Regions from separate parts of the Homo sapiens genome. Here regions 1 and 2 are each linked to region 3. Evidence: chromatin contacts called from ENCODE Hi-C data. All regions are on one chromosome and are shown on one strand. Each heading gives the region's core, a stretch centred on a gene start or an enhancer-like site at or near the end of the contact. The rest is flanking DNA. Distances are from core to core; before and after follow the strand shown.

Evidence for each region. Hi-C counts contacts between places; a loop is a spot of excess contacts on that map. Pooled maps may share reads with other maps.
Region 1: a loop to region 3 is called in a map of CD8-positive, alpha-beta T cell, with 21 times the contacts of the local background. The contact joins the promoter of FAM204A here to the promoter of TRUB1 in region 3. A Hi-C loop is called at or near these places in 3 of 168 maps with a recorded cell type or tissue (CD4-positive, alpha-beta T cell, CD8-positive, alpha-beta T cell and naive thymus-derived CD4-positive, alpha-beta T cell) and 6 of 50 pooled maps.
Region 2: a map of CD8-positive, alpha-beta T cell shows a loop between it and region 3 (19-fold over the local background). The contact joins the promoter of CASC2 here to the promoter of TRUB1 in region 3. A Hi-C loop is called at or near these places in 2 of 168 maps with a recorded cell type or tissue (both CD8-positive, alpha-beta T cell) and 10 of 50 pooled maps.

What each region holds. Positions count from the first base shown.
Region 1 is chr10:118,341,038-118,343,737 of GRCh38, reverse strand. FAM204A (family with sequence similarity 204 member A) reads left to right here and starts at 1,414. Exons shown (of 9, transcript NM_022063.3): 1 at 1,414-1,468; 2 at 1,811-2,011. RefSeq lists enhancers at 1,254-1,473, 1,110-1,609.
Region 2 is chr10:118,045,555-118,048,254 of GRCh38, reverse strand. CASC2 (cancer susceptibility 2) reads right to left here and starts at 1,434. Exons shown (of 4, transcript NR_026940.1): 1 at 1,152-1,434. It overlaps RAB11FIP2 (RAB11 family interacting protein 2), which reads left to right and starts at 1,314. Exons shown (of 5, transcript NM_014904.3): 1 at 1,314-2,444. The coding sequence starts at 2,092. RefSeq lists a silencer at 1,387-1,876.
Region 3 is chr10:114,936,810-114,939,509 of GRCh38, reverse strand. It overlaps TRUB1 (TruB pseudouridine synthase family member 1), which reads right to left and starts at 1,315. Exons shown (of 8, transcript NM_139169.5): 1 at 971-1,315. The coding sequence starts at 1,256. RefSeq lists an enhancer at 944-1,483.

The DNA of each region.
Region 1 (2,700 bases), core at 165-2,664, 3.4 Mb before region 3:
CTATGATTCTGGGGTTATAGAAAACTGCTCTCTAAACTTGGCGCATCTTCTGGAAGATGTTGGAGGTGAGGTGGTTTAGTGGATAGTTAATAGGCTTAACCATCTGTTGATGTGAAATTGAGATATATTACTGAGTGCAATGCAAAATTTTATACACATTTAGCTTGCTTTGAAGAAAGACATTATTGGTAATGTTAACAGCAAAAAACAGCTGAGATTGAAAATTAGCGTGGGCTAGGTAACATGTTAAAGTCTTTATGTGTACAGTAGCCTCCCTTATCCGCAGGGAATACCTTCCAAGACTCCCCGGTAGATGCCTGAATCCTGGAATAATGGCGAACCCCACATATAGTTTTTCAATCTGATAACCAAGATGGCTACTAAGTGACTAAGAACCTGGTAGCCTAACAGCATGCATGGACAAAGCGATGATTCACACTGCAGATTTCATCAGGATATCCAGAATGGGCTTGCAATGAAACATTTGAATTGCTTATTTCTGGAATTTTTTACTTAATGTGTTTGGACCTTGGTTGACCCCAGGTAACTGAAATCAGGCTAAGAGAAGCCACAGATGAGGGAAGCCTACTGTATTTTCTTTTCTTTTCTTTTTTTGAAATAGGGTCTGGTTCTGTTGCCCAGGCTTTTCTTATATAATCATCACAAAATTAGCAAATAGGTACACTTAATGTTATTCTTATTATAAAACAGTATTTCGGAAAATGCAAATATTTCTAAAATAGCCCTATTCCCATCCCTATCCATAGGGTATTTTATCCTCTTCGCAGTGCTTTTCTCTCTCTTTTTTTTCCCCTTATTTTCTATGTTCCCCAAGCACCCCCTTCTGGGCATAACACAGTGCCTGCCACAAATAAGAAAAAAAGAAGTTCGGTAAACTTTTGGTCCAGTCAGTGAAGCACCTTGGACCCCATCACCAGACGGTAGGCGCCAAGAGAGCAAGAGTCAGCATGTTTTCTGCTAACCAGAGATTAGCACGATGCCTGGTACAAAGTAGGCGCCCAATAAATAGGTGAAGAAAGAAAAAAAATTAAAAAAAAGGAAGAGAGTGAGGGGAAAGGATGAATGAATGAAGACGTTTGCAGAGGGGCCTAGAAAGAAAGCACTCTGCAAGATTCTCCCTCCTGGTGGCATCAACTCTCAGTTCAAGGTCTATGTCAGCCCTTTCCTTGCCCAGACGCATTGGCCTACAGCAGGGAATGAAGAAAGAACAAAGTCTTTAAAAATGTTCAGAAGAAAGAGAAAACGGCAAGATAAAAGAGAGAAAAAAAAGAAAGAAAGGAACCACCTCCTTCGGGCGGACTAAAAAGGGAAGCCCCAGGAGGCCGGTTGCTAAGGCGACCCTAGGGCCAGAACGGCCCCAGCCCATTGGTTGAGACGCAGGAGCCAATGAGAAGGCGCGATGTTGACGGGGTCCTAAGATGGCTGCTGGGCGACCACTTCCTGACAGGTGAGTACGGCTTATGGAGGGTTGGTTACCCGCCGGTTCGGGCTCCGGCATGATGAGTCTGGGAGGGCCTCTTGTGGGCAGCCGAGGGAGGCGGCATGGGCGGCCTCATAGCTCCTCGGCCGAGCCTCCCGGAGCAGGCTAGAAAAGCCCCCGGCCCGGGGCCGCGGAAGCGACGGCGGGGCCGCCCTCAGCCTTCCTCGAAAGGGGCGTCGCAGCGGCCTCCCCAGCCTGTTATGTGGAGGGGGTTCTCCGTCCCACCCAGGTCAAAGTGAGAGGGGATTGAGGAGGCTGTCGATAGGGAAAACAGGCTCACGTTTACAGTTGCTGTATTCCGGAAAACAGCTCCAGTTAATGGGACTGCCAGCAGGCTAGACATCCTTCGCCGGAATGTGCAGCGCTTAGTTCTGTGCCCGGGAGGGGCTTCTCTCTCTTTTGGGATTGGAGTGTGGCATTGCCGCCAGAAAGCCTGCAGAATTCCGGGTTGTGCAGCCAAGCAGGAACGGTGTACCTTTCTAGACCCATCCTCTTGCAATCTTGGACCCTGTAAGTATTCTCACAGCGGAATCGACTTAAAATGAGCCTTGAACTGTTAACTTGGTTTATTGTCTTTCCATGCAGGATCTTGGGTCTGGGAAAATGTTTTCCAGGCCTCAAGTAAACGAACACTCTCTTTAATTAAAACAGTTGAATACATGCAAAATCTTGCTAAATAAGTAGTTTTTCTGGATTCGCTCTCAGGCCTGTAATTCAGTTGTCCTTTCTGTACCTTTTTTGAGAAAAGGAACACATTCATTTCATAAAAGTAAATAGGATATTTACGTTAATGTTGATGTTAACATGCTTGAAAATAGTAACTATTTTTAAGTCACAGACTCTGATTATGATGTAAATTACAATCTTCAGATTGTTAAATAATTGTGGCTTATAATTAGTATACAAGTGAAATTAATTTTAGATCAGACGAAGTTCAGGCTTCTGGAATTATTTCTAATCAAATACAAAATATAGGAAATAAGACAGCCTTATACGATGAAAATGGAATTTAAATTCTGGAATAGAGATGGAAAACATTTACCCATCGAGCTGCTCAAATATATCTTTTGGGTTTTGATTATAAGCAGCTGTCTGGTTGTCCAGAAAATATGACATTATTACTCAAACCTCTGACTGTGACTTTGACTTTGATGTATGCAACTTAGTATAGCATCTTGCATAGCTTTCTGTACTCAAAA
Region 2 (2,700 bases), core at 185-2,684, 3.1 Mb before region 3:
GTCAAATTATTTCTCCTTAGAGATCCTGGTGAAATTCCACCATTGACTGTTCCAACGTACTGTTTAAAAATCCCTAAGAATATTTTTCTTTAAAGTTGACAACTGTGCACTCTGGGATCCAGATGCTATATTCGCAGTACGATGATTTTGTTCTGTTTTCCACACATGGCCTTTTCATACACTGTCTCCCAGGGATGAAAAATTCTGCCTTGAATGAGAAGTTTTAAACCTTGCTTGAAAATAATAAACACGATACTTTACATGTTTATGGCCATTTAAGTTAAAAAAACGTGCATTTACATGTATCATATTGTTTTACTCTCAAAATTAGTCTTGTAAAGGGAAAAAAGGCATTAAGTAATTCAGTAAATTGTCTGCTGCATGCTAGCCACTATGAAGGGACTGCATGATAGACAAGGCAGTCCCAAAACTTAGAATTTCCTTGGGAAGGTAAGACACGAACAGAATTAACAGCAATGGGGTGGTACATAAGCGTCTCTTCCAATTGAGAAATAGAGGGGCAAAAGGAGATTTATGTGCCGCATTGTGCTAGGAAAGGCACATGTATTATCCCCTGAAACTCGAAACCCGTGTTTGGGGCATGGTCTCCACATGATTTGCACAGTCCACCACAGTGTGAGTCCCCACGGGGGTCCTTTTGACGTCGAGCCCATAGAGTCGTGATGGAGTCTTAGACATGAGGTAGAACTGGCTTTTTTACTCGTGAAAACACTGAGGCTCATGGAGGTGAAATGACTCGGCCAAGGTCACACACACTGATAGCGGCAGAGGCGCGGCCGGAACCAGGTCTTCTGATGCCAGCCCAGTGCCTCCCTACATCTCTACTCCCTGTGGAAACTATTTGCTTCCCTATCGCCCTTCGTCTGGGTGGGGGATGTCATTTTCAGTCAATTTACGGACTTTTCAAAAAGAGAAGGGTGGATAGGAGATTGGAGAAAAGTTTCCTTTCGGTCAGTGAAGAGGCCTGATTCGTTCCAACACCATTTATGGACCTGCTCCTGCCAGGCACTGGGCATCCAGGACACAGCGAACACAGATCCCCTGCCCTCAAAGACGCCCTAGTTAGGGGCGTCTCCGGGTCTTTGATGACCTCCTCTCACGAGCGGTCCCCAGCCCTCCCCAGGGCTCACCTGCCGGCCTCTGCAGGTACCCACGTCCCTAGGACCCGCCACTGGGCCAGGCCCAAGCAGCATCAAGCCCCGGGTCCCCGCCATTGCGCCCGCGTCGCGCGCCTCCAGTCGCCACGGCAACCAGGGAGGTGCTGACCCCTGACCTCGAGGCCCCGCCCCTTCACGTTCCCGAGACCAACATGGAGAAGGCCAACCCGGAAGTGCCGCCGCAGCCGCCCGCCCGGTGTTAGGAGCCGCCGGCCGGGCCAGGCCGAACCAAGCGCCCGCAGCCCTGCAGCCCGCTGCCCGCCCCACGTCCCGCCGGCGCCGGGGCGGCCGCGTTCCCCGCCCTCCCCCACTCCACCCCTGGCTACCCGCTCCCGCCCGAGAGGAGGAGCTGAGGCGAGGGGGAGGAGGAGGAGGGAGAGGTTTGCGAGAGGGAGCGAGGCCGCGTTAGCCGCCGGCGGTTCGTATTACCGGGGTCGGGAGGAGGAGCCGGGCCGAGCCTGCGGACGAACGCCGGGCGGGCGGGAGGCGCGGAGGCAGCGGAGGCTGCTCGGCCGCAAGGAGGCAGGCGGGAGGCCAGGGGTGCAGAATTGGGGCGGGGGCTCCCTTCACCCCCGCAGCCCTCCGCCCGGGTCCGTGTGGCCAGGCCTCACGTGCCCCGCAGGCCTGGGGAAGGTGGAGACAGGGGCGGGGGTCCGCGCAGAGGCCTGCACGGCGCGGCCAGGTGATGGTGGGCCTCTGTGTTTCTCCAGACGAAAGGGGACCCCCGGAGCGGCCGTGCCCCTGGGCTGCCCCCGCGAGGCGTTTTGACATCAGCCATAGGGAAGTCGGGGAGCCCTGAGCCTGCCTGTTTCCGTTAAGTGTCCTTAGGATGCAGTGATTAAGGAATTAGGCTCTCCCTCCGGGAGGGGCACTGCCTGTGCTAGGGAACTCGGGGGCAGAGAAACAGGACAGGATGATGCTGTCCGAGCAAGCCCAAAAGTGGTTTCCAACCCACGTGCAGGTCACAGTGCTCCAAGCCAAAGATCTGAAGCCAAAAGGCAAAAGTGGTACCAATGACACATACACTATAATTCAGCTGGGCAAGGAAAAGTACTCCACCTCTGTAGCTGAGAAAACCCTTGAGCCAGTTTGGAAGGAGGAGGCCTCTTTCGAGCTACCTGGATTGCTAATTCAGGGAAGTCCAGAGAAATACATTCTTTTCCTTATAGTTATGCACAGGTCCCTGGTGGGTCTGGATAAATTTTTAGGGCAGGTGGCAATCAATCTCAATGACATCTTTGAGGACAAACAAAGAAGGAAAACAGAGTAAGTTATGTAATTTATTTTGAATTTGGGGGAGTTTATATCTTATTTATGGTTTTTCTGTTCTTGGAAATTATCCGTATACTTCGGGCGTTGGTTTTTGGATTGAAATATGATCCAGTTTTAAGCACCATATTTGCATGAATCTGAAGTAAAAGTAGCACTCGTGATGAAATATTTTTTAAATGGAATCATTAATGATCCCTTATTCTTTCTGTTAAACATCTGTCAAATAATTGAATATTTTGTGGTGGATTTT
Region 3 (2,700 bases), core at 66-2,565:
AACAATGTAAGAAAGTCCCTGTTACTGGTTTAATGGCGAGACAGAATACGGCCAAACTCTGGAGGGCCTTGAATAACCTAACTAACTAGTTTTACCACCACAAGGTGCAGAAATTACTAGGCTATCAGCTCAGTTAAGGTAAGAGAGTTATCTTTCATCTTCAAGTCTCTATAGGCTAGCACAGACCTGGCTTATTGTATATGTCCAATGAACTTAAGGATCCTGGATGCTTTATGTGTGAAATCATCCGAGCTGATTAACGGGGTGATTCTCTAGGCTTTTCTACTATTTTCCCAGTGTACGTGAATAAACGAATCAATAAAATGAACACTCTCAGCTTAGTGGCCAAGTTATATTTAGTGTTCCTCAAATGTGGTCCATAAACTACTTACACTGGAATCACCTGGAGCAACTATTTAGAATTGCAGTTTCCTAAAAATACCCCGAACTCTCCGAATCACAATCTCGGACAGGGCAGGGATTAGGAATCTGTATTTGTACAAGAGACTCTAAGTAATTGTTAGGCCCATTAAAATGTGAAAACGACTATATTAAGTCTTGGTTAACGAAGTATATCTGCATTTCCAATACATTTTGAGGAATGCAACTTTAGGGGTGCAGAACCAGTACTTCCTTTTGGGGTTCATCCACATGAACCCAACAAAAGCCTCCTGAGGGATCGATCAGATTACAGAAAACAGGTCTGCACGCCCAAGGGCAGGGTTTTATTGTGTAAGTACGGGATTTTTTTCCTCCCGTTGAGAACTACAACTGCCAAGTAGGCTACAAGAGTTCGTGCCAGGGCAAGTCCAAGCCCGAGATGCCCGAGATTCCTGTCCAGAGCTAATTCAATGGTCAGTCTCCCTTTCCCCTCCTTTTGTCTCTTGAATCACGAGCGTCGCAAAAAGCCTAATGTGCTTCCCCTCTCGCAGCGACCGCCTCAGCCTGGTCCCCACCCGGGCTGCAGTACCTGCCAGCAGCTTCTCCTTCAACCGATTCAGCAGCTCGGCTGAAGTGGGCCCTTTGGGCTTGTGCACGGCGAACACGCCGCTCAAGGACAGCAGCTTGGTAGCCAAAGCGGCCTTGGAGACCCTGGCTTCGGATCCGGTCCTGGCCGCGGCCGCAACCACCGCGGCTGCAGCCCTTGCTGACGGGGTCGCAGCCATTGCTGCGACCGTTCCTGCAGTTTCAAGGACAGGGGATGTGTCTGTTTTCAAAGACGGCGAAGACACCACCGCCGCCTCAGAAGCGGCCATACTTTTGTAGCCCAGACCTGTTTCATCGTGGAGGTGCACGCTGATGATGCAACAAGAGTGCGCCTGACAGGACCCTCTTCCTCATACCGCGAAGCTGCGCAGAACGGAGAGGTCGCACGGACTTGTGGGAATTGTAGTCCATGGCCTTCCCATATAGACCAAGAGCTTGCTGTGCCCTTGGACTTTAAATAGAAAATTTTAAATGTTGACTTTTCCTGAGGCTTGTGAAGATCCATGGCTTCCTGGGCTCACTGCTTCATTGATTGTATTGTGCTCTTACATTCAGGTTCAGAATTAGAAGACATCCAAATGTGAGCTCTATTAGAGCAAGGAACTTATGTACCACGTTAACTGAGACATTCCCAAATGCCTCACATGTTGTAGGCACTTAAATAAATATTTGAAAACGTATAAATAAGTATGAATTCTTCAAATTCCCCGAAGAAACCAAGCCAATGGTAAATCACTTGTGCTTATTTTGATGCTCTTCATGCACTCCTGTTCACCCTCCCCAAACCCCCACTGACCCCACTACAATTTTTAATAATTCTGATTTTGAATATCAGCTCTTCTGTGGGTTGAATTCCTTAGTACACTTTGTTTAGATATCAAAAGGTATTCTTGCAATTCATAAACTTTAAACCACTTCCCATTTGAGACCTTCTCCCTAAAAGTTATTCACTCCCTAACAAGATTGAGGAATATTGTTTTGATTCCAGCACAAGGCAGAGTGGAGAAAAATTACTTCTGCACCAGAAACATTAAATGCTATCATAACTATTGTGAGACAGATAAAGTTTGCCCTCATTGTTTTTTAGGTTTCTTTACAACCACTCTTTGTCCTCATCATACTCTTGGACTTTAATATCTAGTATTTTAGTGATGCCCCTTAGCTGCTCACAATCACCAGTTATGGGGTCCCATTTGAACTTGCACCCATTCGTGCAACAGACACATGGCAGAACAATTTATTAAAAGGAAAAAAAAATCTTTGAGGGAGTTTTTTCAGGGTGGAAAGCTGAAACTCCTAGAAGGAAGTCACTTACTCTTGTGGTCTATTATAAAAGCCTAAGCTAACTGAAAAGATTGGCATATCACAGGATTAGTGGACACCTGGCCCTGCTTCAAGATGTTAATTTTTCCACAAAGATGTTGTGACTTCAGAAGGGATGACTGCACCCAAAGGAGCATGGTGTCCATTAGCCTCAGGAAAGAGTTCTCTATTCTTGTGCCATGGAAGCAGAGAGCCAGGGACTTGCAGGGAAGGTTGCAAGGCTTGATCAATGATGACTTGGATGACTCCAAGGCACTTGGAGATTAGAGGCCTTTTCCCAATTGTCCGGACATCAGCAAGCCTCCCTATTTCTCTTGTGGCTCTGGGGGTGAGGGATGCAGAGGGAGAACAGAACTAGGGGTAACATATGATGCTTATATTTGAATTTTC